Regions from separate parts of the Mus musculus genome. Here region 2 is linked to region 1. A link is a loop called in an ENCODE intact Hi-C map of the cell type or tissue named here. Cell type or tissue: gastrocnemius. All regions are shown on one strand. Each heading gives the region's core, and the rest is flanking DNA. Links, peaks and the distances in the headings are about the cores only.

What was found. A loop is a pair of places that touch in the nucleus more often than their neighbours do. Peaks named below come from ENCODE experiments on the same cell type or tissue, not always from the same donor. Only the 100,000 strongest peaks of a DNase experiment are listed, where the experiment ranks them.
Region 2: it touches region 1 in a loop (2.4-fold over the local background); 4 of 42 quality-filtered maps call a loop at or near these places.

What each region holds. Positions count from the first base shown.
Region 1 is chr6:119,959,758-119,975,831 of GRCm38, reverse strand. Wnk1 (WNK lysine deficient protein kinase 1) reads left to right here. Exons shown (of 28, transcript NM_001199084.1): 5 at 2,976-3,064; 6 at 4,755-4,974; 7 at 6,262-6,595; 8 at 7,169-7,356; 9 at 12,200-13,435; 10 at 15,108-15,188. Among named protein-coding and RNA genes, the nearest start is that of Rad52, 65 kb to the right of the region's middle. In gastrocnemius, for the core only: no CTCF peak of the experiment used is centred there; a DNase peak (open chromatin) is centred at 7,275.
Region 2 is chr6:120,407,024-120,423,097 of GRCm38, reverse strand. Kdm5a (lysine (K)-specific demethylase 5A) reads right to left here. Exons shown (of 28, transcript NM_145997.2): 18 at 14,739-14,853; 19 at 10,588-10,943; 20 at 7,744-7,882; 21 at 4,360-4,539; 22 at 3,537-3,698. Among named protein-coding and RNA genes, the nearest start is that of Gm24592, 34 kb to the right of the region's middle. In gastrocnemius, for the core only: no CTCF peak of the experiment used is centred there; no DNase peak of the experiment used is centred there.

The sequences.
Region 1 (16,074 bases), core at 2,574-10,573:
TATGAATAGGGACAGTCTCTAAGAGGTTATTATATAGGATCCAGACAATGACTGTACACTCAAGTGTATACTGGCAATGCTAAGTGGACTCAAAGGGGTTTGTGTGTGCATGGATTTGTGGGAGAATGGATAGGCTAGGTGAAGGCACATATGCATACATGAAATTCTCAAACAGTTATGTGGACAAAGATATTTAGGGAGGAAAACACAAAAAAGTGATGTTAGTAGTCTTTCTCAGATTTAAACTTTCAAATTACCTTCATATGACTTGAGGATTTACTCTATTTCGCAGTCAGTTGCTGTAAAAAGTTACTCTTAGGAGCACAATTCTGTAAGTCACTGCTTGAAAGAATGCAACAGGTAATTAATGAGAATTAATCAAATTTGTGTCTCACTTCCATGTTTAACGACTTTGACACTAAATCATTTGATGTATAACCAGTGGGTGTCTGAAACTGTACTGAATCTTATAATACATTTCCTCTAGGACTTAATGTACCTTATTGTAAAAAGTTTCCAAGGAGGTTTCTTGAACAGGATCAAGACAAATATTAATATTTTCAGTCTACACTTGAAGAATTCAAACTACTGTGTTTTATTTAGTCTTGTGAAAGATTATGTATCTCTCTGTGATTCAGTTATCACTAGTTTTATTTCTGTTACAGAGACTGTAGAGATGGTTAGAATTTATGTATCAAACTCCCTCCCATCTATGTGTTTACAGATTTATATCACCACTTATACATGTTGCTATATCTCCCTGGATTCCTTTTGGGAGTGGATTAGGTTTGGGGGTTTGCTTTGAGACAGGTTGTACTATGTAGCCCTTAGGTGGCCCAGAACTCACTATGTTAATTAATCAGGCTGTCCTCAAACTTAAAGGAGTGTGCTACCATGCCCGGCACTTGGTTCTTAATCCATATCATTACTGAAATGGCAATAAATGCGAAGGCCTTCTTCTAACCTATCTCTCCAATAGTGCTGTTTTGACACTTTGCTGAAAGTTTTATTTTTGAAGTATTTGTTTGTTTTTGGAGACAGGGTTTCTGTACACATCCCTGAATATACTGGAACTCACTATGTAGACCAGGCTGGCCTTGAACTCATAGAGATCAGCCTGCCTCTGCCTCCATAGTGTTAGAATTAAAGGCATGTGATATCATATCCAGCCAAAGAATTTTTTATCAAATTAAAATTTTAAACTGTTACTGTACTGGATGGTTTTATGTCAACATGACACAACACAAAGTCATCTGAAAGGAAGGAACCTCAATTGAGAAAATGCCTCCATGCGATGGTTTTGTAGGTAAGGTTGTAGGATTTGATTTAGTGATTGTGTGTGTGTATGTGTGTGTGTGTGTGTGGGGGGGGTGTTTGTCAGTCCATTTTGTGTGGTGCCATCCCCGAGCCAAGCCATGAGGACCAAGCCAGTAAACACTGCGCATTAGCCCCTGCCTCCAGGTTCCTCACCGTTTGTGTTCCCGTCATGAGTTCCTTCCCTAATACTATGGAAATGTTAGCCGAATAAGCTTTTTCATTTCCAGATTCCTTTCCTCATGGTGTTTCATTTCAGCAATAAAAACCCTAACTAAGATACACTGTGATGTTAGTTTCAGATAGAGTAGTGCTGATGAGATTTCTTCTTAAATGTGAGTCTGATATTAATGTTCATTTTATGACTGGGGGTTTTTTTGGTTTGTTTTTGTTTTGAGACAGGGTCACAGGTAGCCCAAGGTGCCCTTGAACTCTGGTTTTGGATGGGGCAGGTTGTTCAAAGGATACTAACAGATTACTAGGCACTAGTGAGTTTATTAGAAAGAAGAGTTTGTTTTTGTTAAATCTGCATTTATTATAATCAGCAGGTCAGACACTTGTAACAATGCTTTAAAAAAAAAGAACAAGAAAAAAGTGAATTTGTCAAATTGCCAGGTAGGGGACTTGTAGGTAGATGCTAGACTGAAGCAAAAAGAAGAAAACTACTGGGCAGACAGTGGTCAGAAGTACTAGGGTCAAGTAGGGGGAAAGATGGCCTTGCTGACTAATTAAGCTGGTGCATCTATTTCATTTTGTTTCATTAGAAACATTATTAATTCCAAGAACCAACTGACAAAGGAGCCAATAGCATGGTAGAGACTCTGAGAAGTGTCTCTTTTCTGACACTTTAGGTGGAGGGGTTGTTTATAGTAAAATTCTGTAGCCAGACTCTTAAATTTCTAGGCTAGAGGCAGGGGAGTGTTTAAAGATAAGAATTAAAAAAATTAGGCTGCCGATAAAAAAGATAAAGATAAGAATGCAACATTTCCAGGGATTTCAACAAGTCTTCTAGCTGGGTTGGTAGTGGTGGGGTGTCATAGAAAACATCCCAGTAGGATGCCTATTAATAACTGAGAGGTTTGATTCTGATGTACTCCATTCTGACATGGCTCCAAGGATAACCTTGCAAGCCTGACCCTCCCGCCTCCATTTCAAAAGTGTTGGGCTTATAGACATATCACTGTTCCTGATTCTCATTTTTCTGTTTTATTTATGTAAAGTTGCTTCTTAGTTATTCTGGCATAATAGTAGCCCATAATTCTTAATATTAAGTATTTTAAAGAGTATTATATAATAGGATGTCTACCAAACTGTGTGAATTCATACCTATTCCTGGGTTCAGTGTCCAGAATAAAGGCTGAAGTAATCAATATGTTTTCAAGGTTGCACAAAAGATTTTCTAACCATTCAGAGCACCTGGATACCATTTAACTGTAAGATGTTATCGGCAGCCTAATTTTTTTCTGCTAAAAGACCTGCCATACTATTTGTTGTTTCTTGAGATTGCCACTTAATACCTCTGGTCCCTACACTGATCAGGTCTTACAGGTACATTGGAAAAAGGGCCAGGATATTAAAAAGGCAGCCTATTTAAAAGTCCAGCATTCTCCTCTCATTACTTCATTATTTCTATGGCTTTTTTTTCCCCCCCTGGATTTTAGGGAGTGAAGCCAGCCAGTTTTGACAAAGTAGCAATTCCTGAAGTAAAAGAAATTATTGAAGGATGTATCCGACAAAACAAAGATGAAAGGTAAGTTGCTTCTTTGACATGGTGTTATTTGAACAATGAGAGGTAAATTTAATACTTGTGTTTCATTTTTTCATTCATAGCAAGGACACTTTTAAAAATCAGATTATTTCTATTGAAGCTACTTAGATTTGACCACTGTAACTGTAAAAAAGTGGTTTAGTGATTTTTAAGTAAGCTAGAACCACCTTACAAGAGAGTTCTTATAGGATAATTTAGAAAGCTCTACAATAGTGTTTATTTTCCAATGAAGCAAACCTATTCCTTAATCTTTTTGTCATTAAAGTTTGAAAGGTAAAGTAAAATCTTGGCTATTGAAAATCAGCTCAGCTACACAGGCCTGGATTTTTTTTCTGTCATTATTCCAAGATTTAAAAAAGCAAAACATCAAAATTCCTATGAGTAAAAAGAGATTTTACTTAAGGCTTAAGAGGAGATCTGGTTTAGTCATTTGTACAAACAGAACTTTTCTGAGAAAAGTGTCAAGTATCTGTTAGGTGGTGTAGCTAATGGGTCAACTGTAGGCTTGGCAAAGAGCCATGATCTTTATTTGAAAATAATCTGCCTTTACCACACCCCCATACCAGCTTTAAAAGAAAAACTACACCATCCTATCCTAATTAATACAAATATAAATTGTAAATTGAGCATAACCTATCTCCTAAAATTTGGGCACCATTGGGTATATCAGACAAATTCAAGAATTCTGTATCTTCACCCTTGTAGGCTCATGTTCGTTTCAAAACTTTGTTATTTAGAAGAGCTTAACATCATGATCTTTAAGACTTTTCTCTGGATATTTAGTTTGAGTTTCTGTTTTGCTCTTTTAAGACTTTTTCACTGTAAACAAAGGGATATTTGTTTTGAGTCTTACAATGTTATTCTGTTTCTTTTATGGATGGAACGTTTTATTTGATTGCTGGTATTTTGTTTAAAAAAGAATGATTGTTATGCAACCAGCCTCTGACTTGCTAAATCCACAAGTGTTGATAAGGAATTGAAGGACTTTATTGTAGTGATAAAGGTGGCTGTTGTAGAAAGTACCAAACTAGAAATCAATAAATTTATGGTCTAGTTTTGATAATATAATTGATTATTGTAGAACTTTGAGAAAGACTATTAACCTTTTCTCAATCTTCATTTTACATTAGTCAATAAATGGTATTCCATTGCATAGTTATTGTTCAAGAGTCAGACAAGGCCATACATAATTTTGTCTTCTGAGCTTTTGTTTTGCTTGTTTTGCTATGCTTCTTTGGTATTTTGTATTACTTCCCATAATTATATCCTACTAATAAGATTAGATCATTTGATCTAAAATTTGTCCCTAAGGACAGTTATTAAAAAAACAGATTGTAATATGACTATATGCTGGAGATGTAGCTGTCTAGCACTTATAAGGTAATATATTCCATTGCCAGCACTCACTCACAGAAACAAACACACACACACACACACACACACTTCTATAACATTACTATTCATATGGATTAATGTTGAAAATTTCTATTGTAGATTTTCCCCTTAACTAAATAATAGTAAACACACATTTGAAAGTCATTCTTATGCCTCTAATATTCTGTAGTCTGAGGCCAGCCTGTGCAACATAGTGAGATACTACCTCAGAAAAAGAAAGAAAAATGTTTTTTCAAACTAATGACTTTTTTTAATTTTCTTTTTCTTTCTTTGAAAGATATTCCATCAAAGACCTTTTGAACCATGCCTTTTTCCAGGAGGAAACAGGGGTACGGGTAGAATTAGCAGAAGAAGATGATGGAGAAAAGATAGCTATTAAATTATGGCTGCGTATTGAAGATATTAAGAAATTAAAGGGAAAATACAAAGACAATGAAGCTATTGAGTTTTCCTTTGACTTGGAGAGGGATGTACCAGAAGATGTTGCTCAAGAAATGGTAAATTGGCCCTTAGATGATGTTGTAGATTTATGTTTACTGAAACTGATAGGCAAAAACAAAACAACTATTTTAATTAGTGATGTATGATATGTATGTCATTAATATGAAGTTGTGTTGTTCCCAAGTGTTTTGTCTTTGGATGTGGGGGAGGGGGTTCCTATAATTTCTCCTTAAGTTCTTTCTTTGTGCATTTTGATATTGTTTTGATAATCTGGTTTGATTTTTTTATTTGAGGGAAATAACATGGAGGTACAAGTGGATAAATTAGATATGAGACTGGGATGCATTCTGGAGTCCTATAAATGCTAATAGTTCCTCCTTTGGAATTGTTTCTAAATACTGGTTAGCCTTTGATCCATCCTGATAAATACTGTAGAGAGATATAGGATTATAAAGTATTTTTACTTCCGTGGCTAGAGAGATAGCAGTTACAGGTGTATACTGCTCTTTTAAAGATCCTTAGTTTAGTTTTCACTACCCACATCAAGCAGCTCACGTCTGCCTAAAATTCCAGCATCAGGGGATCAAATACTGGGCCTTCATCTGCACACACATGATTTAAATAATAAAAATAAGTATTATGAAAACTTTCTTGCTTTGAAGGGTGTTTTGAAGATCAAGTTACTAACCATGTATCCTTACTTTAAGTATGTGTAAAAGATCACAGTTCTAAAGGAAATCCTTAATCAAATCTAGATATGCCACAGTGCCTATAAAAAGACAATAAAGGTCAATTATTACACAGATAGACATAGAGTACCCTTACTAGGATTTAAAAAAATTATTCAATGTTTAAAAAAAAAAGGCCAAATGTGAAAAATATACTTAATTTAATGGTTGGTTGCTTGGTTTGCTTGGTTTTTATCCTTTAGTCCTTTACCCTGTTTCAACCTTCCCTCCTCCCCCATCTCATACCTCCTCTCTCTGTCTCTAAGAGGATGTCCTTAACCCCAACCCCCACCTTTCGAGACCACCCCACTCCCTAAGGCTTCAAGTTTCAAGGTTAGGTGCATCTTCTTTAACTGAGGCTAGACCAGACAGTCCTCTGCTGTATATATGTCAGTGAACCTCATATCAGCTGGTGTATGCTGCCTGGTTGGACGCTCAGTGTTTTAGAGATCTCAGGGGTCTAGGACAGTTGAGACTGCTGGTCTTCCCATGGAGTGGGGCCCACTCTGATTACCACAATTGTGGGGAAACTTAATGCAGACTAGTAATTTTACTATTTGAAGTAATTTTCCTTGGGGTACCTTTTTCTTCCTAATATACTCTTTTACTCTGTAGGTTGAGTCTGGTTATGTCTGTGAAGGTGATCACAAGACCATGGCTAAAGCTATCAAAGATAGGGTGTCCTTAATTAAGAGAAAACGAGAGCAGCGGCAGTTGGTTCGAGAAGAGCAAGAAAAAAGAAAACAAGAAGAGAGCAGTTTCAAACAGCAGAATGAACAACAAGCAAGCGTTTCCCAGGCAGGAATCCAGCAGCTCTCTGCTGCTAGCACTGGCATACCCACTGCTCCTGCCACCTCTGCTTCAGTTTCTACACAGGTAGAACCTGAAGAACCTGAGGCAGATCAACATCAACAGCTGCAATATCAGCAACCTAGTATATCTGTGTTGTGTAAGTATCTGGGGAAGTAAACAAATGTGCTATTATTTTCTTTATATGTTTCCATTCTTGTACCCATGATTAATAGAAGGGTAAAACACTGAGGAAATGTGGTTAGAATAGAAGAAAGTTTGAAAAACTTCCAGTATCTTGACATTTTGAGCTTTTAGTTGTCTGTTCTATCTAGTTCCTTAAAATTGAGAATAATCAAGAATGAACAAAGTTTGGGATTTATAATTGTAGCTGTTAATCTGTTTCAGCTCTTTTAGCAAAACTGCATAGCAGACCAAAAATTGATAAGACCAGTGCTCATTAATTGAAAATCAAGTACACATAGGTCTCCACAGGGTAAGACCTAGAAGTTGGATTCAATTAAAGACTTAAGTTTTGCTTGCTCTGCAGATGATAACATTCAGTGATAATCAGAGAAATATTTTTTAAGTACTCATTTAAGCTATTCTTTTTTTTTAATTTATTTCAGATTTGAATAAAGAAATAACCAATAATATTAATGTAATGACTCTAAATGTGAACAATTTCTTCCTCTTCCATTTCCCTCCCTCTTATGATTCATTTTTCCTTCAGCTGATGGAACCATTGATAGTGGTCAAGGATCATCCGTATTCACAGAATCCAGAGTGAGCAGCCAACAGACTGTTTCCTATGGTTCCCAACATGAGCAGGCACATTCTACTGGCACAGCACCAGGACATACAGTTTCTAGTATCCAAGCACAATCTCAGCCCCATGGGGTGTATCCACCCTCAAGTATGGTGAGTAAATGAATAAGAAAATTTAATACTAAAATAATAGCCAATAGGTAATCTGCTAAATTGAAATTATTTATGTCATTTAAGTAGCACTGTGAGTCTAAGAGAATATAAACAGTCTAGTCAGTCTCGATATCTATTGTTTTTACTTGGGGGGGTGTTTAAATAGTGAAACGCTTAAAAATTTATTAGTACCAAACATGTACAGACTTTTCTTGTTATTCCCTACCAATATGACATGGCTTCTGAATTACATTGGGTACTATAAGTATATAATCTAGAGACGATATGCAAATACTATAATCTATATAAAGTACTTAGCCAGCTGCAGATTTTGATATCTGTAGGGGTAATTTGAAACCAGTTCAGTGCAGAGACTGAGGCTAATGGTATTTCTAAACAAGTCAGTTTATAAGAGCATAACTGGAGTAGATCAAACTGGGTAAAATACACAATTAAAAGTGAAAATCAGCTGAACTTCCTACAGAAAGCAGCTTTGTGAATATTAAGACTCCTAGGAATTAAAACTTTTCACGGTGGCTTAAACTAGATATACCAAATGATTTGTGGGTGGAACATTGGTTTGGTTTTTTGTTTTTTTAATATTTTTAAAAGCTTACTTACTAAAGACATTTTAAGATTTTTCTTTTGTATAAAAACCAGGTAAGACCTTCAAACTATTATAGAATGTTGCATGTGAATATTATAGAGTAAAGGAATCCTTTATTGTATGACCTCTGACTAATTTATTGCTTGTATTTAGTTGATCATCAGTTGCTATGCGTGTTCCTTTCCCAGTATATGTTCATTTGCTTTTTCCCTTTATTTGGTATTTATTTCATTACCAGTTTATTTTCAGAGTCAGCTTATAGAAGTAATTTCTTGGAATAGTTTATGTTTGTGTACATGATGTGTATGCACATTGTCCATTTTCAATAGTGAATGTTAAAGTAAATGAATCATAAAATATTCTCATTTCTTTTGCTGACTCTCTTTGTGAGGTCTTTGGAGGAAAAAAGCTAGATCGTATACTTCAGAAGGAACTAGATGATAATTGTTTACTCTATCACTTGTTTAGAACAATCTTTACGCAAACCAATTTTCCTCCCTCCTCAGAAGGCTTTAATCTGAACTTTGAAGAATTCCTATCTTTATTAAATGAATCTTTTTTTTCCAGGAAGATGCTTTTTGCTTATAAAAGATGTTTATTTTGGAGTCCATTGATTGATCAGTCCTGCTTTGGACATAGGCCCCAAGATTAATGGACACATTAATACAAAGAAAACTACTACTAATATATATATTAACCTCTTTTAACAGTCTGTTCTTTAGGCTTAATGTGGTAAATAATCTTGGGTAATTTATTTCTGAATATTGACAATCTCCCTTTGCTTAACAGTTATTTTCAACCTCTTGGGACTTCCCCCACCACAGGGTTATGTATGTTTCTAAAAGACAAACAGGATTGATCATTTATGTAGATATTAAATGCTTAAGCCATTAACATAGTTGTATTTATTTGCTGCTCTAAAATCATACTTTCTAGATTTTTGATGACAGTATTCTAATAGAGTAGTTATAAAGAATTACAAGTCTTTATAATAAAATATTTTATAATTCTATTGTCTCATTTCAAGAACTAACTATGTCTTACAATAATGGATAAACTGTAAGAGAAAGTTTAAAAATAAGAAAGGCAGGTAAAAAATTGGAACCAAAATGAACTAAATTATGATACATACTTACAGGCTCCAAGTTTGGCTGAAAGTATTTTTTGCAGTCAGTTTTGAAAAAGAAATAGGCCATAAACTTGCTCCAGACAACCCGTAACTGTGTTAAACTCTTTGTCTTAAGCTACTTCAAATTTTGTAGGTCTAAACTGAATTTTTTATTTTGAGGGTGGTAATGATTCTTAGAGATTTAAATAGAAGGCATTTCCCCCAACTGGCTCCTTTATAACGGTATAAAATATTTCTGATACCCATTTGTGAATTTTTTTTCTTCTGATCACTGACTTTTTAACCTTTGTACAGAACATGGCAAGTATAATAAAGTAGTGTAAGCAAACAACTTTTTATGCTGCCTTCTAAAATAGATGCATTTATTTCCCTCACATGGCCTGAGCTCTTGCAAATAATGTAACCTTAATCTCCCAAATCTCGTACTCTAATAGAATTTATTCTTACTTAATTTTAGTAAGTTTTTAGTTAACTGTTTTTGTGTGGTATTGTTAGTAATTCTTTTTAAATTAGTGGACTTAATATTAATAACTTAGCAGTTAGTATTATGTCAAAATATTCAAGATCTTTTTGATTGTTTATAAGAAAACCTGCACAAACCCAGCAGAACAGGGAGAATAGTTACAATATACCAGGTGTGCTTTGTAGAATTATGTCTTACACTTTTTTCCTTTTTTTTTTTTTTTTTTTTTTTTTTTGGTAGAATTGGGGAAGGTAGAACATTTCTTTATGTTAACTATACCCTATTATCACTGTACATTTGGTTATTTTGTTTTCAAAGTACTGTGTTTTTCATGTGTGTTTGTTTTCTGTTTAGCCTCGTCGTGGCCGTAGCATGTCGGTTTGTGTTCCCCATCTTTCTGCTGTTCCCTCTCTATCCCGCATCTCTCCCAGTGCTCCTTCCACCCCACCACCAGTGCTGTCTGCACCTCTTTGTCCTTCCCTCCTTCGGACTGCCCCTGAGGAAACTTTTGCCGAAAAACTCTCTAAAGCATTGGAGAGTGTCCTGCCTATGCACTCTGCCTCCCAGCGCAAGCACCGACGCTCCAGCCTGCCTTCCCTCTTTGTCACTACTGTATGTAACTGTAAACTTCCTGAAAAGTGAAAAACCATTAACCAATGAATACATCCGGGCATGGAGAATATGCTTAAAGCGCAAAGCTAAACTATTAGCAAATGTTGTGCTTTTAAGATAACTATTCCTGTAGGAAACATTTTGTAATAAGATGTTAAATGGGAATAAAAAGCAAAGAGGCAATGAAAGAGAATGCTTATAATGTCATTAGCACATATTAGTAGAGTTTTTATTATACTTTCTTATCTTCTATTGATAAGAGTTTTCATTTTCATATCTTAGCAAAAAGTATGTATAGTACTTTACTAAACTCATTAGCCTAATCAAAAGTAGAGTCTACCAAACATTGACCAACTGTGTTTTCTCCTCAATTTATTCTTAAGGAATATAACTGAGTCCTTTGTTTTTTAAACTAGTCAAGTGAGGAGTAAAAGTTGATTTTAATTTAGTCATTTGTGTAAAATGAAATGTCAGGAAACCAAAAGGCTATTTCCTCTCTGGGAAGCACTTTTTTGTTCACCTCTTAGATTACATAAAATGGGGCATAGACATTAGACACATATATAACATATAATTTTCCTTGTGTCCATTAGTGTCTATGAAAGATAAAACCTCTCAAATTACATTAATTGCTATAAGGCCTTGTTTGCTGCTTTTCCAAACAAGAGAATATTCTGAACTAATGACACCAGATTTTTACTTAGGAAAATGGTTAACTGTACTGTGTTTTATGGCTTCAGGACACAAGTTGAATAATAAAATATAAGCATTCTGATTTGGTGGAGGATACTTTAGCAGGTTGAAGAAATGGCTCCATAACTTAAATACTTGCTGCATAAGCATGGAGACCTAAATGTAGATTCTCAGATCCCATGTAAAGCCTGGTGCACTAGTGACTACCCATAATCTCCAGATGGGAGATGGTAATAGACTCTCCAGAATCTCATGTGCCCTGTAGTCTGTTGTATACATAAGCAACAAACACCTGTCTCTAACAAGTTGGACAGTGATGTCCAACACTTGAGGTTATCCTCTGACCTCAACACCTGTTTTTGTGTTATTAAGGATTGAACCTGGACCCTTACATATGCTCACCAAAGACTTTAGGAGTCCAGTACATGGTAGAAATTTATTTATATTGCATTTGGCAAGCTAGGATTCTAAGCTCAGTCTTAAATTCAGTAAACAAAATGTGCCATAAAATCAGGTTTACCTCCTATTTGCTTGGTTTGTCAGAGTTAGAAAACTCATGGTGTTCAACAATGATCAGAAGAATGACTTAGCGTCTGTAACTTGTTTTATAGTGAAACTATTAATTGTAGTTTTAAACACAGAAGGGAACAACAAGTCATATATCTTCTTCTTTGTTTTTTAAGGTAGTCTCACTATATAATTGCTTGGGCCTTGTACTCTAAAATCCCCCTGCCTCAGCCTCTCGAGTGCTAACATTACTATAAGTATGTACTACTGTACTTGGCTTATCTTATACCATATAGCAAAAACCTCTTCTGATTTATACTATTATAAATTTCTTCTGATCATCTACTGTTAGTTGATGAAAAATAACTGAAGCCTCTAACAGACTGATGTCATAGCATTATGAACAGTAGCTTAAATTGAAGTATATTTTAAATTATAAAAATTATAAGGTTATTTATTATCCTTTAATATTCTAACTTTACCTATTTCCATTGACAAATATTTTAAGAATAAACACATTTATTATAGGTAAAATAGAATAATTACTTGGGAAATTTTAATTCATGCCTTTGCTTTGACAGAGCAAGTTTGTGGGAAAGCAACTGGGGTGGTTTTTTTTTTTTTTTTTCATTCAAGGAAGTGCCACAGATTAACTTTATTGGCCCTGGATGTATTTAATGGATTTTTGCTATAAATTCCAAAAGCATTGTTATTTATTAAAATTTTCGTGTGGCCACTTCATGGGGTTACACAGAACTATCCAGCTGTGCATGTCTGATGTAATTTTACATATTGAATGTATGAATTACTTGTCTTATTCATGTTGATACAGCCTCAGTCCATGGCGCATCCGTGTGGGGGGACCCCAACATACCCAGAATCACAGATATTTTTCCCAACTATTCATGAACGTCCAGTTTCTTTTTCACCACCTCCCACCTGTCCACCGAAAGTAGCCATTTCCCAACGACGTAAGAGCACCTCCTTCCTGGAAGCCCAAACTCGCCACTTCCAACCCCTGCTGAGGACTGTTGGCCAAAATCATCTTCCACCTGGTAGCAGCCCAACTAACTGGACACCAGAGGCCATAGTTATGTTGGGTGCTACAGCCAATAGAGTAAATAGAGAGCTATGTGAGATGCAGGTCCAACCTGTGTTTGAGCCAACCCAGATTTACAGTGACTATAGACCTGGACTAGTACTGGCAGAAGAAGCTCACTATTTTATTCCTCAGGAAACAGTATATCTAGCTGGGGTGCATTACCAGGCCCAGGTGGCAGGACAGTATGAGGGCATTTCATACAACTCACCAGTACTGTCAAGTCCTATGAAACAGATATCTGAACAGAAGCCAGTGCCGGGGGGCCCTGCCTCAAGTTCTGTCTTTGAATTTCCTTCTGGACAGGCTTTCCTGGTAGGACACCTTCAGAATTTAAGATTAGATTCTGGACCAAGTCCAGCATCACCCCTCTCTAGTATTTCTGCGCCTAACAGTACAGATGCTACACATCTGAAATTTCACCCTGTCTTTGTACCTCATTCTGCACCAGCTGTGTTAACTAATAGCAATGAGAACAGAAGCAACTGTGTATTTGAATTTCATGCTCAAACACCAAGTTCTTCAGGAGAAGGAGGTGGGATTTTACCTCAACGTGTTTACCGAAATCGGCAGGTTGCAGTGGACTCAAATCAGGAAGAACTGTCTCCTCAGTCAGTTGGATTACATTGCCACCTGCAGCCTGTTACTGAAGAACAGCGTAATAACCATGCCCCCGAATTGACCATTTCTGTGGTAGAACCTATGGGACAAATCTGGCCAATAGGAAGCCCAGAATATTCCAGTGATTCCTCTCAAATTACTTCTTCAGATCTCAGTGATTTTCAATCACCTCCCCCTACAGGGGGGACAGCTGCACCTTTTGGCTCTGACGTCTCATTGCCCTTTATTCGCCTGCCTCAGACAGTGTTACAAGAATCCCCACTATTCTTCTGTTTCCCCCAAGGAACCACATCTCAGCAGGTCTTATCTGCTTCATATTCTTCAGGAGGATCTACACTCCATCCACAGGTTATAGGAAAACTTTCACAATTCTTTTAAACTACCCTATTATACACCAGTGCATTTAAATTCTCTATCTCATTTACCTGAATCATGGATTTATAAGGAATGTTGTTTATTTTCCTAGTAGGATTTCTTTTGTGGTTATAAATACTTGTAGTAAAAAATGAACTATAAAGCAGAAAATACCTGGTTTGCCTGTGATTTTAATTGTCAGAATCAATGACTAATCTCTTTGGAATTTTGTGGTAGTAATGAAAATGCATTTGTCTGTCAGTCTTGATTATAGTAAAATGATTTAGTGTATAATTCATTTTTCTAAATAAGTTTTTAAAGATTAAAAAACTAACCATAAAGCAAAATGGGAAGTAATGAAAACTTTTTTTGGTGTCATATTAAGAAACACATAGCTTTTCATTATAAGAACTTAAAACGTATTGTGGGAGTTTAGTTTAACAAATGAAAGTGCCATTTTGAGATGATATCAGTCAAGTCACTATATTAAAGATAAAAATAAAACATTAAATTAAAATTAAGGACTATTGTCTAATTTTAATGACTATTAGAGCCTATTGTATAATGATTTTATTAGGTTTTCATGCGTTTATGGTAACTAGTTACAATGTTAGGAACAGTGGATCTTTCAGGCCCTGTTCCCAATACATTTAAAACTTTAATCACACAGGGGAGCATATATACTCATGAACATTTACACAAGAACATTTACTCAAGTCAGCAGTGACTAGTTCATATCAGTTATTTAGAGTAGTGTTAATGAACAAAAGGACCCTGAAATTTAAACAGCGTGGACATGTTTTATGCTTGCATTATCCTCTAAGCTTTGCAAAAGAAAAATGTTTTTAAAGAAAATAGATAATTAAAGTTTTAGTGGGTACATCCATGTAAACTTCAAAGAATCTAGGCTACATTGGAATGAAGCAATAAATGTAGTCTTTTCATTTCCTTAACATGTTTATATACATAGTATATATGAGTTAATTTTCCTAACATATATTCTTACCCCCTATTCTTACTTAATTTGACTTTTTAATTGGAATACACTGTTCAGTTTTTCAGAGCCCACATGGTTGACATTCTGGGTTGGTTAGTCTGGTCATTATAGAGATTTTTTTTTTTTTTTTTTTAGTAGCAGCCATTTCCCCTAGTTAACAATCATAATGACTCCAGATATTTCTATGTTACCTGAACAACTATTATATGCCTGTTGAGGAGTTGTTTTTTAACAGACCTTGTACCTCTTTCATCAGAGTTACTATGACACTACAAGAAACAGCAAGAGAGAACCAAATTAACATATTTGAATGTAGTTTTCTTTAATTGTCAAAAATAATTTTTCATACTGATATATTACCACATTTTTCCTGTGACAATTTTATTGTGAATCTGACTATTCAAGCCAGCTAAAACTCTAGGCATCGTCAATGGAACTATCAGTGTATTGTGTTTTTGTCTCTCTGTTTGTGTTTACCTGAGATGTGATCAGAAATGTTCTATGATCTTTTTTCTGAACTCACCAAAAATTCCCAGATGTCGACCTTGTACTACAGTATCAAGCTGATGGTTCATTTTGATGAAGCAATCTTCTCAGGATCTGAAGTATTTATACAAAATCTGTATGTGTATAAACTTTCTCTAATTTGTATTTGCTTTCTTTCTTCAGGCACAGGGGCAGAACCAGGGCCAGCCATCAAGTAGTTTGGCTGGGGTTCTATCTTCACAACCTATCCAACATCCTCAGCAGGTAAAAATGTTGCATTGCTATACTATGTTTTAGCAGTAGCCAGAGGCACTGTTTTATATCTTTATGAGCTAGATTTCTGATATAAATGGCTTGCTACGTTTTTGAAAGAGTAACTGAAAGTATCATAACACATCTTATGTACCTATGAGCAATTTAAAAGATAAGAGTTAAAAGGAAGAATTATGGACTGCAGAGATGGCTCAAAGGGTAATAGCACTGGCTGTTCTTCCACAGGTCCTGAATTCAATTCCCAGCCACCACATGGTGACTGATAACCATCTATAATGAAATATGATGCCATTGTTTGTTTGGGGGGCACACATGCAGGCAGAGCACTATACATAATAAGTATATAATAAATCTTTTTTTAAAAAAAGAAAGAAAAGAATTGCTATATTTATAATTTATCGCCCATCCTAAATAATTTTATGCATAAGGTTAAACCATACAAAGAAAATCTTTGTTTCTACTTTATAACTTGTCCATGTAAGAGCATTTATCACCTTTAATCCTAGCATTTGGGAAGCAGGGGCAGGTGAATCTCTGGGTTGAAGGTCTATACATGGTCCACAGAGCACAGCCATGCCTATTGAAAAAATCCTTATCTTTAAAAAAAATGAGCATTTTTGTCATTTTGGTCTGAATGAAAATAATCTTAAAGGAATTGGAGAGGTGGCTCCCTAGATAAGAGCATGTACTATTATTCTTCCAAAGGAAGACCTAGGTTCACTTCCCAGGACCCACATGGTGGCTAACAAACATCTGTAACTAATTCCATGGGATCCAGTGCTCTCTTATGGCCTCCTCAAAATTAATGTTAAACACACATATACATGCAGGCATAACATTTTAAGAAAACATAAAGAACTGTAGGAAGTTTTGGGGT
Region 2 (16,074 bases), core at 3,190-11,189, 450 kb before region 1:
ATCCCCTAAAGAAATAGAAGTAGTCATTAATAGTCTCCCAACAAAAAAAAGCCCAGGACCAGATGGGTTTAGTGTAGAGTTCTTCAAAAAACATGTAATTCCAATTCTCCTCAAACTATTTCACAAAATAGAAACAGAAGGTACTCTACCCAATTCATTCTATGAAGCCACAATTACTCTGATACCAAAACCAAATAAAGACCCAACAAAAAAAGAGAACTTCAGACCAATTTCCCTCATGAATATCAATGCAAAAATACTCAATAAAATTCTCACTAACTTAATCTAAGAACACATCAAAACTATCATCCATTATGCTCAAGTAGGATTCATTCTAGGGATGTAGGGATGGTTTAATATATGGAAATCCATCAACGTAATCCACTATATAAGCAAACTCAAAGACAAAAACCACATGATCATCTCTTTAAGATGCTGAGAAAGCATTTGACAAAATCCAACACTCCTTCATGATAAAAGTCTTGGAAAGATCAGGAATTCAAGGCCCATACCTAAACATAATAAAAGCAATATACAGCAAACCAGTAGCCAACATCAAACTAAATGGAGAGAAACTTGAAGCAATCTGTACTGGCTGGTTTTGGGTGTCAACTTGACCCAGCTGGAGTTATCACAGAGAAAGTAGCTTCAGTTGAGGAAATGCCTCCATGAGATCCAGCTGTAAGGCATTTTCTCAATTAGTGATCAAGGAGGAAAGGCCCCTTGTGGGTCCAGGGGAGGCAAGCCAGTAAAGAACACCCCTCCATCTATGCATCAGCTCCTGCTTCCTGACCTGCTTGAGTTCCAGTCCTGACTTCCTTGGTGATGAACAGCAGTATGGAAGTGTAAGCCAAATAAACCCTTTCCTCCCCAATTTGCTTCTTGGTCATGATTGTTTGTGCAGGAATAGAAACCCTGACTAAGACACAATCCCACTAAAATCCAGGACTAGACAAGGCTGCCCACTTTCTCCCTACCTATTCAATATAGTACTTATAGAGGAGAAAGTGGGGAAAAGCCTTGAAGATATGGGCACAGGGGGAAAATTCCTGAACAGAACAACAATGGCTTGTGCTGTAAGATTGAGAATCGACAAATGGGACCTCATAAAATTGCAAAGTTTCTGTAAGGCAAAAGACACTGTCAATAAGACAAAAGGCCACCAAGAGATTGGGAAAGGATCTTTCTTTAGCAATCCTAAATCAGATAGGGGACAAATATCCAATATATATAAAGATGGACTCCAGAAAATCAAATAACCCTATTAAAAAATGGGGTACAGAGCTAAACAAAGAATTCTCACCTGAGGAATACGGAATGGCTGAGAAAGAAGCACCTGAAAAAATGTTCAACATCCTTAATCATCAGGGAAATGCAAATCAGAACAACCCTGAGATTCCACCTCACACCAGTCAGAATGGCTAAGATTAAAAATTCAGGTGACAGCAGATGCTGGTGAGGATGTGGAGAAAGAGGAACACTCCTCCATTGTTGGTGGGATTGCAAGGTGGTACAACCACTCTGGAAATCAGTCTAGTGGTTCCTCAGAAAACTGGACATAGTACGACAAGAAGATCCAGCAATACCTGTCCTGGGCCAGAAAATGTTCCAACTTGTAATAAGGACACATGCTCCACTATGTTCATAGCAGCATTATCTATAATTGCCAGAAGCTGGAAAGAACCCAGATGTCCCTCAACATAGGAATGGATACAGAAAATGTAGTACTTTTACACAATGGATTAGTACTCAGCAATTAAAAACAATGAATTTATGAAATTCTTAGGCAAGTGGATGGATCTGGAGGTTATCATTCTGAGTGAGGTAACCCAAACACAAAAGAACACACATGATATGCACTCACTGATAAGCGGATATTAGCCCAGAAACTTAAGACTACCAAGATACAACTTGCAAAACAAATGAAACTCAAGAAGAAGGAAGACCAATGAATGGATACTTTTTCCTTCTTAGAATGGGGAACAAAATACCCTATAGAAGGAGTTACAGAGACAAAGTTCGGAGTTGAGACAGAAGAAAGAACTATTCAGAGACTGCCCCACCCGGGGATCCATCCCATATACAACCACCAAACCCAGACACTATTGCATATGCCAGCAAAATTTTGCTAACAGGACCCTGATATAGCTATCTCTTTTGAGGCTATGCCAGTGCCTGGCAAATACAGAAGTGGATGCTCACAGTCATCTATAAGATAGAACACAGGGTCCCTAATGAAGTAGCTAGAGAAAGTATCCAAGGAGCTAAAGGGGTCTGCAACCCTATAGGAGGATCAACAATATGAACTAACCAGTAACACTCAGAGCTGTGTCTCTAGTTGCATATGCAGCAGAGGATGGCCTAGTTGGCCATCAATGGGAGGAGAGGCCCTTGGTCTTGTGAAGATCATATGCCCCAGTACAGGGAAATGCCAGGGCCAGGAAGTGGGAGTGGGTGGGTTGGGGATCGGGAGGTGGGGGGGGGGGGAGGGCATAGGGGATTTTGGGGATAGCATTTGAAATGTTAATGAAGAAAATATCTAAAAAACAAAACAAAAAACCCAAAAAACAAACAAAAAAAAAACACATAAAAATGCTATTACTCATAACTCAGCAATTTTATTCCCACAAGTCAAGACTAGAAAAAATAGTTTCAAAAAAAGAAATGGGCAAAGAATTCATGGAGAATACCTGTGCCTTTCATTCAGTTTTCTAGAAATTAAAGCTGTTCTTTGGGGGGGGGGGATGGGGTGTCTAATTTTAAAAAGTACATTTAAAGGGATGGAGAGATGGTTCAGTGATTAAGACCACTGACTGCTCTTCCAGAGGTCCTGAATTCAATTCTGAACAATTACATGGTGGCTCACAACCATCTGTAATGGGATCTGTAATGCCCTCTTCTGGTGTGTCTCAAGACAGCTACACCGTATTCATATACATAAAATTAATAAATAAATCTTTTTTAAAAAGTTCATTTAAGAGTAGTTTCTACCAATATAGTAATAATATAAGATATTACTTCAAGATCACCTCCCAAAAAACTAAAAACATAAAAAAACCTTTGGATATTCTTACCACAAAAAAAATGATAAATATTTCAGATTAGTAACACGTAAAATATTTAAAACTGAAGGGAGGATATAGTTCAGCAGCAGAACACACTAGCGCTCAGTCCAGAGATCCACACTTAATCCAAAGCACAAAAACAGAAAAGTATGGACTGCTTTGATGAAATATTTTGCATTATAAGAACAATAAGGAATAAATGTGGAGGTTGGGAATATAACTCAGTGCGATAGCACCCAACCATACATGAGGAAGAGAGAGAGAGGGAGAGAGGGAGGAAGGAAGGAGGAAAAAGTGGGGGAAAATCTTTGGAAAAAGAAGAGCAAACTTCTTACACTATGACGTGTGTGCAGGTGCGTCTGCACACACATACACACAAGATAGGTAAACAAATAGTTAAGAACCTGCTAACATCTTCATAAAATTTTGCATTCAGAGAGCAAACTCAAGGTCTGTCCCTTGGATCCTTACCACCATGGCTGTATCTCTTGACTCCTCCAGTCCTTCCTCTAAGTCACTCAAAGGCTCAAGGTCGAGGTCCTTCTCCTTTTCTTTTTCTATTATTTCTTTTACCTTTTTCCTCCTGTTTTTACCACTCCCATATACACCAATGTCAGTTCGTGGACTTAGCACCTGCAAAATTTTAAAAATATTAAAAAATAAACTAGTTCAAAAATTAAAACCCTTGAGAGTAAAAATAACCATTACTGGAACACTCTCCATGTCCACGGTTCCTATTCACTTAACTTTAATGTTTAAGAGGCAAGATCCTACTCTGTAGCCCTGTCTGTCCTATAATTTATGGTGCTCCTTCTCCCTCACCCACCACATCACAGGTATGTTATCTAATTAAAATTTCACAACTGTACACAGCAGTTACGAATTCCCAGATTTTATTGATAAGAAAAATGGACTCAGACAAGGGACAACTTGTCAAAGGACAAAAACTGAAATTCCAAAGTGTATCTATCCTCTTTGACTACTGTTAAAGATGTTCAACTGTTCAAGATAAAAAAGAATTAAATTTGTCTCTGAGGGATAAAATTCTTTAGCAGAGTCTGTTGACAGAAGTTTAAATATATGCTGGTTGCTTTTCATGGATACAGCATAGATTAATGAAATAAGAGTTTGCCTAAGACTCCAAGTTTGAATTTCACATCTGATACAAGCTAACAGAAATAAATTATAATGAAGGCTAAGTTAACTGAAAAGACCACTTCACTAATACCTCTACCAGGAGTGGTTTATCAACTGCTGTGAGAGTGCCAAAGCACACACATGAATTATTCCTCACCTGTAACAATGTATGGCTGGAATTCTTTTTAAGGAAGGTCCGCCCAGTACGTTCTCTCCAGGCCCGTGCTGCTGCTACCTGTGACTCCACTTGAGGCAAGGCATCAAGACGCACAGGGATAGGGCGTCCTTTAGCAGATAGGCTCTCAAGCTGTTCCAAGTAAGCATAGTTGTTGCCACTCTGGAAAAAAAAAGTAGATCCATACAATTTTAATTCTTTCATGGAGTCTGGCAAAATATTTGGAGGAACTTAGTTAATGCTTTTGTTTCTTTTTTTTTAAATTCAAAAAAGGGAATGGAACCTATCCTTTGTAGACTAGGCAGGTAGGAGTTCCACCAAGGGACACCCTCAGTATTCATGTTAATTTCTGTCTTAAAGTAATTAGGTCTTTTTAATAAATTTAAACTTCAAATTTTTTACAGAAAAGGTTAGTAAAAATTAATTTAATGTAGTTTATTTTTGAGACAGTGTAGGTGAGGTTGGCCTCATACTCACATATATCCACTTGCCTCTGCCGCCAAAGGAATTAACTTTTTTGTTTTGTTTTGTTTTTTCGAGACAGGGTTTCTCTGTATAGCCCTGCTGCCTGTCCTGGAACTCACTTTGTAGACCAGGCTGGCCTTGAACTCAGAAATCTGCCTGCCTCTGCCTCCCAAGTGCTGGGATTAAAGGCGTGCGCCACCATGCCCAGCTTGTTTTGTTTTTTAAAGATCTATCTATCTATTAATTTATTATGTATGCAATGTTCTTCCTGTATATATGCCTGCACACCAGAAGTAGGCATCAGATTCCATTTCAGATGGCTGTGAGCTAAAAACATGTGGTTGCTGGTAACTCAGAACCTTTAAAAGAGCAGTCAGTGCTCTTAACCACTGAGGCATCTCTCCAGTCCCGTGTTTTCTTTTTAAAGACATGGTTTCTTTGCATAGCCTTGATGGTCCTGGAATTAGCTCTGTAGACCATGCTGGCCTTGAACTCAGGGATTCACCTGCTTCTGCCTCCGAAGTGCTGGGACTAAGGATGTGTGCCACTATTACCCAGCAAGAAATTCATTTTTTTAAAAAGATTTATTTATTATATGTAAGTACACTGTAGCTGTCTTCAGACACTCCAGAAGAGGGCGTCAGATTTTGTTACGGATGGTTGTGAGCCACCATGTGGTTGCTGGGATTTGAACTCCAGACCTTCAGAAGAGCAGCCAGTGCTCTTAACTGCTAAGTCATCTCTCCAGCCCAAGTAATTCATTTTTTAATGAACAAATTACCAAAATTTTTCTTTTAATAATAAATAAGAGAACCAGTAAGATAAAAATACTTCAAAGGACAAGCTAAAGAACAGAAATATAAAAATGAAATTAGAAATGAAGAATGACCCAGCACTCGGGAGGCAGAGGCAGGCGGATTTCTGAGTTCGAGGCCAGCCTGGTCTACAGAATGAGTTCCAGGACAGTCAGAGCTACACAGAGAAACCCTGTCTCGAAAAACCATTTAAAAAAAAAAAAAAAAAAAAAGAATGAATTTGCTACTAAAACAAGTAAATATTTTTTAAAGATTTTATGAGACTGACTTGCCAATATGTATGTGTAGCATGTACAGCGCCTACAGAGGTCAGAGGTGTTAGATTCCCTGGAACTGGAGTTACAGATATTGTGAGTCGCCATGTGAGTGCTGGGAACTGAACCCAAGTCCTTCACAAAAGCAGTTAGTCCTCTTAACCTCTAAGCCATTGCTTCAGCCTTCATAAAGAATCACAGAGGACAACAGAAGAATCTTTTTTGCAGTGTAGAAATCTATTTTACCATTACAACCCCAAATTTAATTTCTATGGATATAAGATTAAAAGCAGTTCCTTAGACCGCATAGTCACTCCTGGGCAGTTACAGAATGAAAGCTATGAATGATTACTTCCCTCCAAAAGACATGTGGCTTCAGTATTTCCATGCTGTGAAATCACTTCTGTTTTCAGAACCATTCTACTACATTCTAGGAAAATGTTATTTCCCATGTAGTAACTGATATGGTTGCTTGAAATTTCATTTTGAAAGATACACTGACATGTCTTGGAAAATAAAGACAAATCTATGAATTTTTGCTGGTGTATGCATATAATCCCAGCACTCAGAAGATAGGAGGTAAACTCAGAGTTCAAGGCCCACTTTAGCTACACAGCTTGAAGGCAGTTTTAGGCTATATGAAACAGTGTTTTAAAAAAAATAGCCAACTAACTCTATCAATTCTTTACAATAATAATATAGAGACAGGGGACAAGAGAAATGGCTTGGTGGCTAAGAATTTTCTGCTCATGTATAAGACCCAGGCTCAGTTCCCAACACCCACATTACATCTCACTACAGCATGGAACTCCAGTTCCAGGAAATCCAAAACCCTCTGTTAGTTTTTCTGGGCTTGTGTATGAATGTGGTACATAAACATACATTCAGGCACAAATACAATTAAACAATGCTTTTAAATAATAATATATTGTGTTATTATGAAACACTAATGGCAAAAATCACTAAGGTAGCAGGATAAGAAGAGTTAGCTTAAAGAAACAAATAAAAACGCTCAGATATCAAAAAGGGCCAAGAAATAATATACTCATTCTTACTCCTTCTGGTGTCCAACTATGGTCCTTTGACCACGGATTATCTTCTGGGTAAAACTATAAGTCATGTGACCTGAAGAGCTGTCCTAGTAAAAGAATCTACTCACTCAGAGCCTTCAAGCCAGTATTTTACCAAAGGGAAGGACGGACAGACAGTTCTTAAAAATCATCAAGAAGGTAAGTTAGAAGTAGTGGTACATGACTTTAAGCCCAGTCCTGAGACAGCAGAAGCAGGCAGATCTCTGTGAATTGGAGGCCAGGCAGCTCTATGCAGTTAAGTCCAGGCCAGTTTCCAATGTGTAAGAAACTCATATTCATGAGCTCACTTAATTCTTTTCACACTCTCACAAGGCAAACAAAGCAGCTGCCATCTTTATTTCTATTTTACAGACAAGAAAACTATTTTATTTCTCAAAAAAGTAACTGAATGTAGTACAACTCTATTCTGAGTTTCAGACCAATCAGAGCTACACAGTGAGACCCTGTCTCAAAAAAACAACACCCCTCCCCCCAAAAAGAGTAAAAACTGTGAAATAATTTGTAGTCATAAAATTTATACCTGCCCCTTTCTCTGAAAAGTTGATTATCTAACTCTACAGCTTTCCTAATCAAAACTAGTTACCTTTAAATATTTACCTTTAAATATTCTGAATTTTAAGATCATAGGAAAGAATAGATGAACTATTACTTTATTATGCATATTCTAATGAAGTAAGGCTTATTAATTTATTTATAAGAACGTAATACCTGACAGGTAGGCTAATCTGAACGTTTCTTTACCTGAATAGCTTCCACTTTAGCTGTCCATTCACGAGCCTTTTGTAAGGCTTCTTTTAAGGACAACACATTGGGTAGAAAGGCTGGAATGTTCTTGGCTTCATTCACAATATTTTCTAAATTTGCCATACTGTGCCGAGGTCTAAATGAACAATAAAACAGTAAGATACTATGTAAAAGTCCAATTACTAAAAGAATTAAAATAGCATTTTCCAGTGTGTAAGAAACTCATATTCATGAGCTCACTTCTTTTCACACTCCCACAAGGCAAACAAAGCAGCTGCCATCTTTATTTCTATTTTACAGACAAGAAAACTATCTTATTTCTCATAAACTAATTGACAAACCTGATGTACTGACTCAGAATGAGTCTTCACTCCAGGTTCCTTTTACTACTTACTACTTAGTCCTAGACTACCTCTACTCTACCTCTCTAAAATACATGCAATGATCAGAGGTGGGCATGGCTAGCAACACATTTATGATGATCTTATTCTCATTCATCAAAATCCAAGAATCACACTGGTATTGGAACAAATTATTTTGGGCTCATAGCCACAGGCAATAGTAAGTAATTCTGCCTAGAGACTTAAAAGTGCTTTAACGAAGGCTCTAAAAAAGTACATTACCTAATGAAAGAAAGTGAAAAAAAAAAAAGTATGGACAAAATTTGTTTTTAAGCAGTCAGTTTCATCTTGAGACTGAAGACTTTACGGTAGGTGCAGGAATGATGGAGTGTGAGTGAGTGTGAACTAGGAGAGTGTGGGCAGTGACACATAAAGGATTCTGAGCCCCACACATCCACTATGTAAAGCAGTGGGAAGCTTCAGTCTTATCATCATGAATTGAATTCCATGTTAGGAGACATGGGAAAATTCAATGGCATTAGCTAAAACAACAAAACAAAACAAACAAACAAAAACCAGAAGGCATTTACCAAAGAAACTTGTTATTGATTAAAATATTATGAGTTAGGATACTGTGGTGATGTATGCCTTTAATGCCAGCACCTGATGGATCTCTGTGAGTTCAAGGCCTAGTCTACATAGAAAGTTCCAGGTCGGGCTAGAGAGATGGCTCAGCATTTAAGAGCACCGACTGCTCTTCCAGAGGTCCTGAGTTCAATTCCCAGCACCCACATGGTTGCTTACAACCATCTGTAATGGACATACATAAAATAAATAAATCTTTAAAAAAAAAAAAGTTCTAGGACAGTCAGAGCTACATGGCAAGACCCCCCCCCCACATCTTAAAAAAAGTTTTGCTATATAAATATATACAAAGATGGTAAATAAAGCCATGAAATTTCCAAGGAAACTTTATATAGAGTAAAAAGAAGAGGCTGTTATTTCCATAAAAAAGCCATCATTTAAGCAGCAAAGAAAAGGCAAATGGAAGATACAGTAATCAATGCTAAGAGATCAAATGTACTAAGATATGGTTCAGAAGGCTTGAAAGCTCAGTCAGTCAGAAATAGAAAATTACACTACCACCTTTTTTTCCTCTTTTTTTTTTTTGACTTTTTGATATAGAGTTTGTGTAGCCCTGGATATCCTGAAACTTCTTTTGTAGACCAGGCTGTCCTAGAATTCACAGAGATCTGCTTGCCTCTGCCTCTCGATTGCTGGGATTAAAGGCATGTGCCACCATCACCTGGCCAGACACCAGCACTTTTTATTTTATTTTCTTCAAGATATTAAGTATCTAAAATTCATTTATCTACCATTTTTTCCTCACTGAAATCTTAGCACTATAGAAATTGGGACCTTCTGGGTCTTGTTTACTACTATCCTCACAGAAATGTAGAAATAGTGTGATACGGAGCAGATACTCTGCAAACACCGCACTACAACACTCAAGGGAAATATATAATGATTATTATAGTTAAGCTAGTGGCAACATAGTTAAAAGACAGATAAAATCATATTGAGTCAAAATCATTACAGAGTTTAGTGACTTAATCAAAAATTGAGAAGCTTCAAAAATTACTAGTTTCTTATTCCAAAGTTATTTCCCTTTCCCCATTTAAAATGTTCCAATCTCCATGAACACAAAGAGATGATACATAGTTCTTTGAGTATTTAGGATATCAGAAGTTATAAATAAATATTGGTATGTATTCTACACAGCATTTACAAAGCAAAATATCCAGGCTACACAGAGGCCCCTTTTAACTAAGCAAAACTGTATGAAGTCACCTAAAGTTTTCCCTATCAAATGCTTCCAAGGGCGTTCTGCCTATGTGCACGTTTGGATCCTCTGGAACTGAAGTTACAGCCAGTTGTCAGCCACCACATGGGTGCTAAGAATCAAACCAGGGATCCTCTGATATGGAGCCATTGTTCTTAGCTGCTGAACTGGCAGTCTTCCCCTTTAATGAGCATTTTGTAACTCTGATTTTGCAATTGTATTGATAGCATGGACTTGAAACAATACTATTTCCCATCATTTCAGGGAATTACTTAACAACATCCTCTACACAACAGTCTGGACATATCTGAAACTCTCTACATGTAGCCACATTTGATTACTAGTCATTGGTCAAAAGGCACAAGACAAATAATGAAAGTTAATGAAATGGGCTTTATGTTCCTCCACCTCATCTACTCTTTTACTCAGGATGGGTGCTTTCTCTTGTATATTTGTCTATGTACCATGTGTGTGCCCGGAGTGATAGAGGCTAAAAGAGGGTATCAGATCCTCTAGGATTGAAGTTACAAATAGTTATGTGCCACTTGTGCTGAAACTTGAACCTTAGTACCTGGAAGAACTAGCAGTGCTCTAAACATTGAGCCATCTCTCTACCTACCCCTTCACTTAAGTTATTAAAGGGAAAAATATGTTTACCTTGCTTGCAGGCAGACCTTAGCCTTCTCTTCCCATCGTTCAGAGACTGTAAGGAGTTCCTGTAGTTCGGCCATTGCTTTTTCTACAGCATGGTGAGGTGCCAAGCCTACGCCAGAGTCAATCAATTTCTTCATGACATCCAAAGTGACTTGTTGTGGATCTGATAGAGTTAGCCTTACTTCATCCAGCCATCGAGCCTGCTGGAGCTCTTGCTTTAGTCGGGGCAATTCAGGTAGCTCCACATAGAGACTAGAGCCCATGTCTATTAACATTTGGAGTTTGGAAGAATCTGGGGTTTCATCCATCATGGCCTCCTGGGCACGTTCATGAAATTCTTCTACATCATCCAGCAGATTCTGAAAATGTAAAAAAAAAAAATGAAACATAAATAAGCAGCAGATTTTGTTTGACAATGTAGTATTTGCCTAGTATGTACAAGGCCTTGGGTTTGATCCCCAGTGTTACTACTAAAAAACTAAAAGAGGAAGTGCTAGAAATAGCTCAGGTATAGTGTCAATTCTATTCTCCTACAGTCTCACCAGAATAGCACAAGATATTCAGACATCTGAAAATCTTAGCATGTTACCTGCTAACTAATTTCTTTCTATAGTCCCCTTTAAAAGGATTTATTATTTACATACATGAGTGTTCTATCTACACGTGTATATGTGTACCACAGGTATGTGTGGGTGCCTTGTGTTCTGAGAGGGCAAAAGAGTTTTTCAGACCCCCTGGAGATGGAGTTAAGAATGGTCATAAGCAACCATGTAGGTGCTGGGAGCCATATCTGGGTCCTCAGGGAGAGCAAGCAGTACTCTTTACTGTTGAGCCACCTCTATAGCTTCCACCTCTTCAATTAAAATATGGTTAAATTGGGCTAGAGAGATGGCTCAGCGGTTAAGAGCACTGACTACTCTACCAGAGGACCTGAGTTCAATTCCCAGCAACCACATGGTGGCTCACAACCATCTGTAATGAGATCTGATGCCCTCTTCTGGTGTATCTAAAGACAGTAATAGTGTACTCATATATTAAAAATATATATATGGTTAGCCGGGCAGTGGTGGCGCATGCCTTTAATCCCAGCACTTGGGAGGCAGAGACAGGTGGATTTCTGAGTTCAAGGCCAGCCTGGTCTACGGAGTGAGTTCCAGGACAGCCAGGGCTATACAGAAAAACCCTGTTTCAGGAAAAAAAAATGGCTAAGTCAACAAAACATGTCTTCTTATGACAAGGAAAGTACAACTGATATATTCAATAAATATTAAATGCTGACTAATGTAGACACAGGCATTTCTATAGCATTTCCTTTGTTCTTCCCATTTTTCTTTCTTGAAGATGAGGGGAGAGGCCAAAGTCAAAAGACAACTTGTGGGAGGTGGTTCTCACCATAAGTTATGTAGGTATCAGGAATGGTACTCATTCGGTCTGGTGACGAGCACCTCTACCCACTGAGTCATCTTGATAGACCCCCATACATTCTAATTTAAATAGATAGTAGTAAATATCTAAATAAAACTGTGTCAATTAGTGTTACACATACTAAATATAAACCAGAACAACCTAACAGAATAGCCCAAGGTGAAAAAAGGTCTATTAGTTAGTAGTAGTAACCATATACAAGAGTGAACCAGAACTAAACAAAAGATTAGGGAGATGGCTCAGTAGATAAAATGCTTGCTGTATAAATGTGAGGATCCAGACAGAGATGGGGCAGGAATAGTGGCCTGCTTGTAATCCTAGGACTTGTAGCCACAGAAAGAGAAGTTCCAGAACAAGCTGGCTGGCTGGACTAGCTGAATAGGTGAGCTCCAGGTTCAGCAAGAACCCTTGCTCAGTAAATAAAGTTGAAAGAGACCCCACCTCATTAAATAGAGAATGGTTGAAAAAGACACCACTGGCCTTCACATACACATACACCTGTATTAATGTGTTTACATATGAACATACATATGTAAGTGCATGTATACCATACATGTGGGAGGAAGGAAGGAAAGATGGAAGGGAGAGGGCGATGGAGGGAGGGAGGGAAGAAGGAAGGGAGAGAGAAAAGAAGAGGAAAAGTAAAGATTAAATGAAGAGGTGGAGAGGTGGGATGGGAGTGTAGTAGAAAATGTTCAAGTCTGACAAACATTAATCACCGCCCCACTCTTTGTTTTGAGGCAGGTTTTCATGTATTTTAGGCTGACCTCAAACTCACTATGTAGCTAAATATGACCTTGAACTTCTAGTCCTCCTTCAGCACTGGAATTATAGATGTTTATTGCCATACTGATTTTTGTTTTTCATTAATCTGATATTGTAGATCAGGGTTTCTGAAACGCATTCTACTAAATGAACTACACACAGCCCCAGAGCCACTAAACACATGATTTTTAGAGTTGCCTGAGCTCAGTATGTTGCTACAAGTGAGTGAAGTACAAGCAACAAAACTAAGTAGGCAGAAGACAGATGAGATAACTCTTACAGACTACAGCAAGTTAAGATTTCATTTGAAGCCAGGCAGTGGTGACACATACCTTTAAATAAACCCAGCACTCAGGTAGCAGACAGATCTCTGAGTTAGAGGCCAGCCTGATCTACAGAGCAAGTTCCTGAACCCCTGGGACTATACAGAAAAACCCTGTTTTGAAAATAAAACAAAAGAAAACAAAAAAATGATTCCATCTGTAACTCTGGAGATCCACAAGAAAATTTTAATCATAGGAAAGGAGTCTAATTTGATTTATAAGATGGCCATTAACAGTAAAAAGGGAAAGAGAAAAACAGTTAGTAAGAGGTATTACAGGGACCAGAGAGATGGTTCAGCTGCTCAGGGCACTGACAAGCTGTTCTTCCAGAGGAAGATTTGTATCCCAACATACATAGGGAAACTTACAATCATCTCTAACTTCAGTTTCAGAGAATCAGATGTCCTCTTTTATTAGAATCCTTGGGCACTATGCATGCAAGTGTTCTACAGACAAATAAACAGACACCATACACATACCCCCCCCCACACACACAGCAAACTTTAAGTAACAGAAATAAGGTGTTTACTGGAAACAAGGAAACAAGTATATCGATTCATCAGAAGTCTTTTACCATTCTTTTTAGTCTGCCTACAGAAATAAAGAGTATCATCAGAACATAGGGTCTGTGGAAGGAAAAAAAAAGGAAAGGAAAAAATCTTAGAGCTAGAGATTTGAAAATCAACATGATATAGGTGATACTCATTGAAACCAGACAAATAAGAAGGTATCAGAAGAGGGCACACCTAAAGAAAGGGCTATATTCGTTGATATAGTCTAACACTTATTAGTCAAGCTAAGAACAATAATAAATTAATAAACTTTTTTAAAAGGGGAGAAAATGAAGAAAAGATACAAATTGTGTCATAAGCAGCCTTAGAAGAAAACTGTTCCTAAAATAGACAGCTAACAAGATGCAATAAAACAAGAATGTAACTGATACTAAGATATTACAAACTAAGATCTTATAAAGGCAGGTGCTTCCACTATCTGGCCACCTTTAAGATTTTTCTATGATCATTAAATAATAATAGTCCTAGAAATGTCAGAGCCCTGATTTTTAAGTGTCATGCATTATTAATGATTTATCACTATACTCTCTGTTCTTTTTATGTACACTGCACTTAAAATACATTTGTGTTAGATGGAACTTTGACTCAAAATTAGCATAGAGAAGAATAATTCTAAAGTACTCATAGTTCAGGATTTTTAAATGGAATAAAGGCCAAGGGATCAGAGAAATGATGATTTAGTGGTTAACAGCACTAGCACTGGCTGCTGCTCCAGAGGACCCAAGTGTGATTCCTAGTACCTACATGGTAAAGAAAATGGCCTGTAACTGCAGTTCCAGGGGATCTGATGCTCTCTCTCCTAGCCTCCATGAGTACTGTACACACATGGTGCACAGATATACACGGAGGCAAAACAACTTGAAAAAAAAAAGCCAAGAGTCTGCCCAGTCTTTCTAAAGGTAGTCTATCTAAATCTCAACTCTCTAAATTTTGTATCTCATATGTATACTATCTAAGATTTCTTAAGATAGCATATATAGGGAGGAATACACAGACCCTAACACTAGTCTATACATACAATTCTAATTTGGAACAGAAGCTCGTAAATAAAACAAAAAGAATATTTCACCTTTACTTGTCGAGTTTGGCTGATGACACACGGAAGACTAACAAGTTGTTGGACAAAGGCCTTCAATTCTTCTACTGTCAGTTTGGTCCGAGTCTTCCCACTATCTGAGCTCTGCCTGATATGAAATAATATTGAGACATAGAAAAATACAGTCAATCTGATATCAAATGGGGCTCCTACTCTCCTATGAATTAAAGCCTTAGAAATCCTAGAATTCTAGTGTTGAATAATTCCCCCCAGATAATTATCAAGAAATAGTAACAGTCCTTCTAATCTATAACTACTATACATTTGACCATTAAATAAATTCCCATGGTAGAACATGAAGACCACTGAGAAAATGAAATCCTTGTATCTTAAAGAGGCTCACACTGGGAACATAGGGTTTTGATCTGCTTTAGACTACTGAACCCCCTAAATACATCCCAAATTCTGTTTTGTTTTACTATAGCTCTTTCTATTTTCTGTGTATGGATGTTTTGCTTGCACATATGTCTGTGTGTCACATGAGTGTGGTGCTCAAGGAGGAGCAAGGGCATACATAGATCTCTTGAACTGAAGCCATGTGAGTACTGGGAACTGAACCTGGGACCTCTGCAAGAACAGTCAGTGCTCTTAACCATGGAGCCAACTCTTCAGTCCCCCAAAATCTTTTACACGTACACTTATTTTGAAACAGGTCTGAGCTCTGCCTGATACGAAATAATACTGAGACATAGAAAAATATGGTCAAGTTTTCCTAAAAGCAAGTTAATATCCACTGGAAAATGTCTCTAGCAAAGGTTCTCTGATTAGATTTAAAAAAATAAAAACTTAAAATCGAATGTAAAGTACTATAGAAATAGCCACACAGATAGAAGAAATATATTGAATAACTATAAAATAATACCACAGAAATTGTTTATAAAATAGGAAGGAAAGTCAGAAGAAGAAAGAAGTGAACAAGCTGCCTCAGATATGGCAGGAAAACCCCAAGCTGAATGAAAAACAATCGGGAACCCTAAACAAGAGCATACTTGGTATGTACGAATAACAGCAAGTCAAAGAGTGTTGCAGAATGGAATAAGTTTATTGAAGAAAAGAAAAATGTAAAATTAGAAAGGTAACTTCTTCTAAAAAGTCAATCAGTTCTAACAAAAGGTAGAAAATAAAGCTAATTGTCTGAACTCAAAATAGTTTATTCATATTCAAATCTTTTGTGATTAAGCATCCTGAGCCATGCTGCTAAGAAACCTCTATTTTCTGGATGTTGTGGTGCATACCCTTAACCTCCCCACAACGGGCAAGTGGATCTCGGGGAACTTGAACCTATGTGTCTAAGATTTTTGTTACTTCA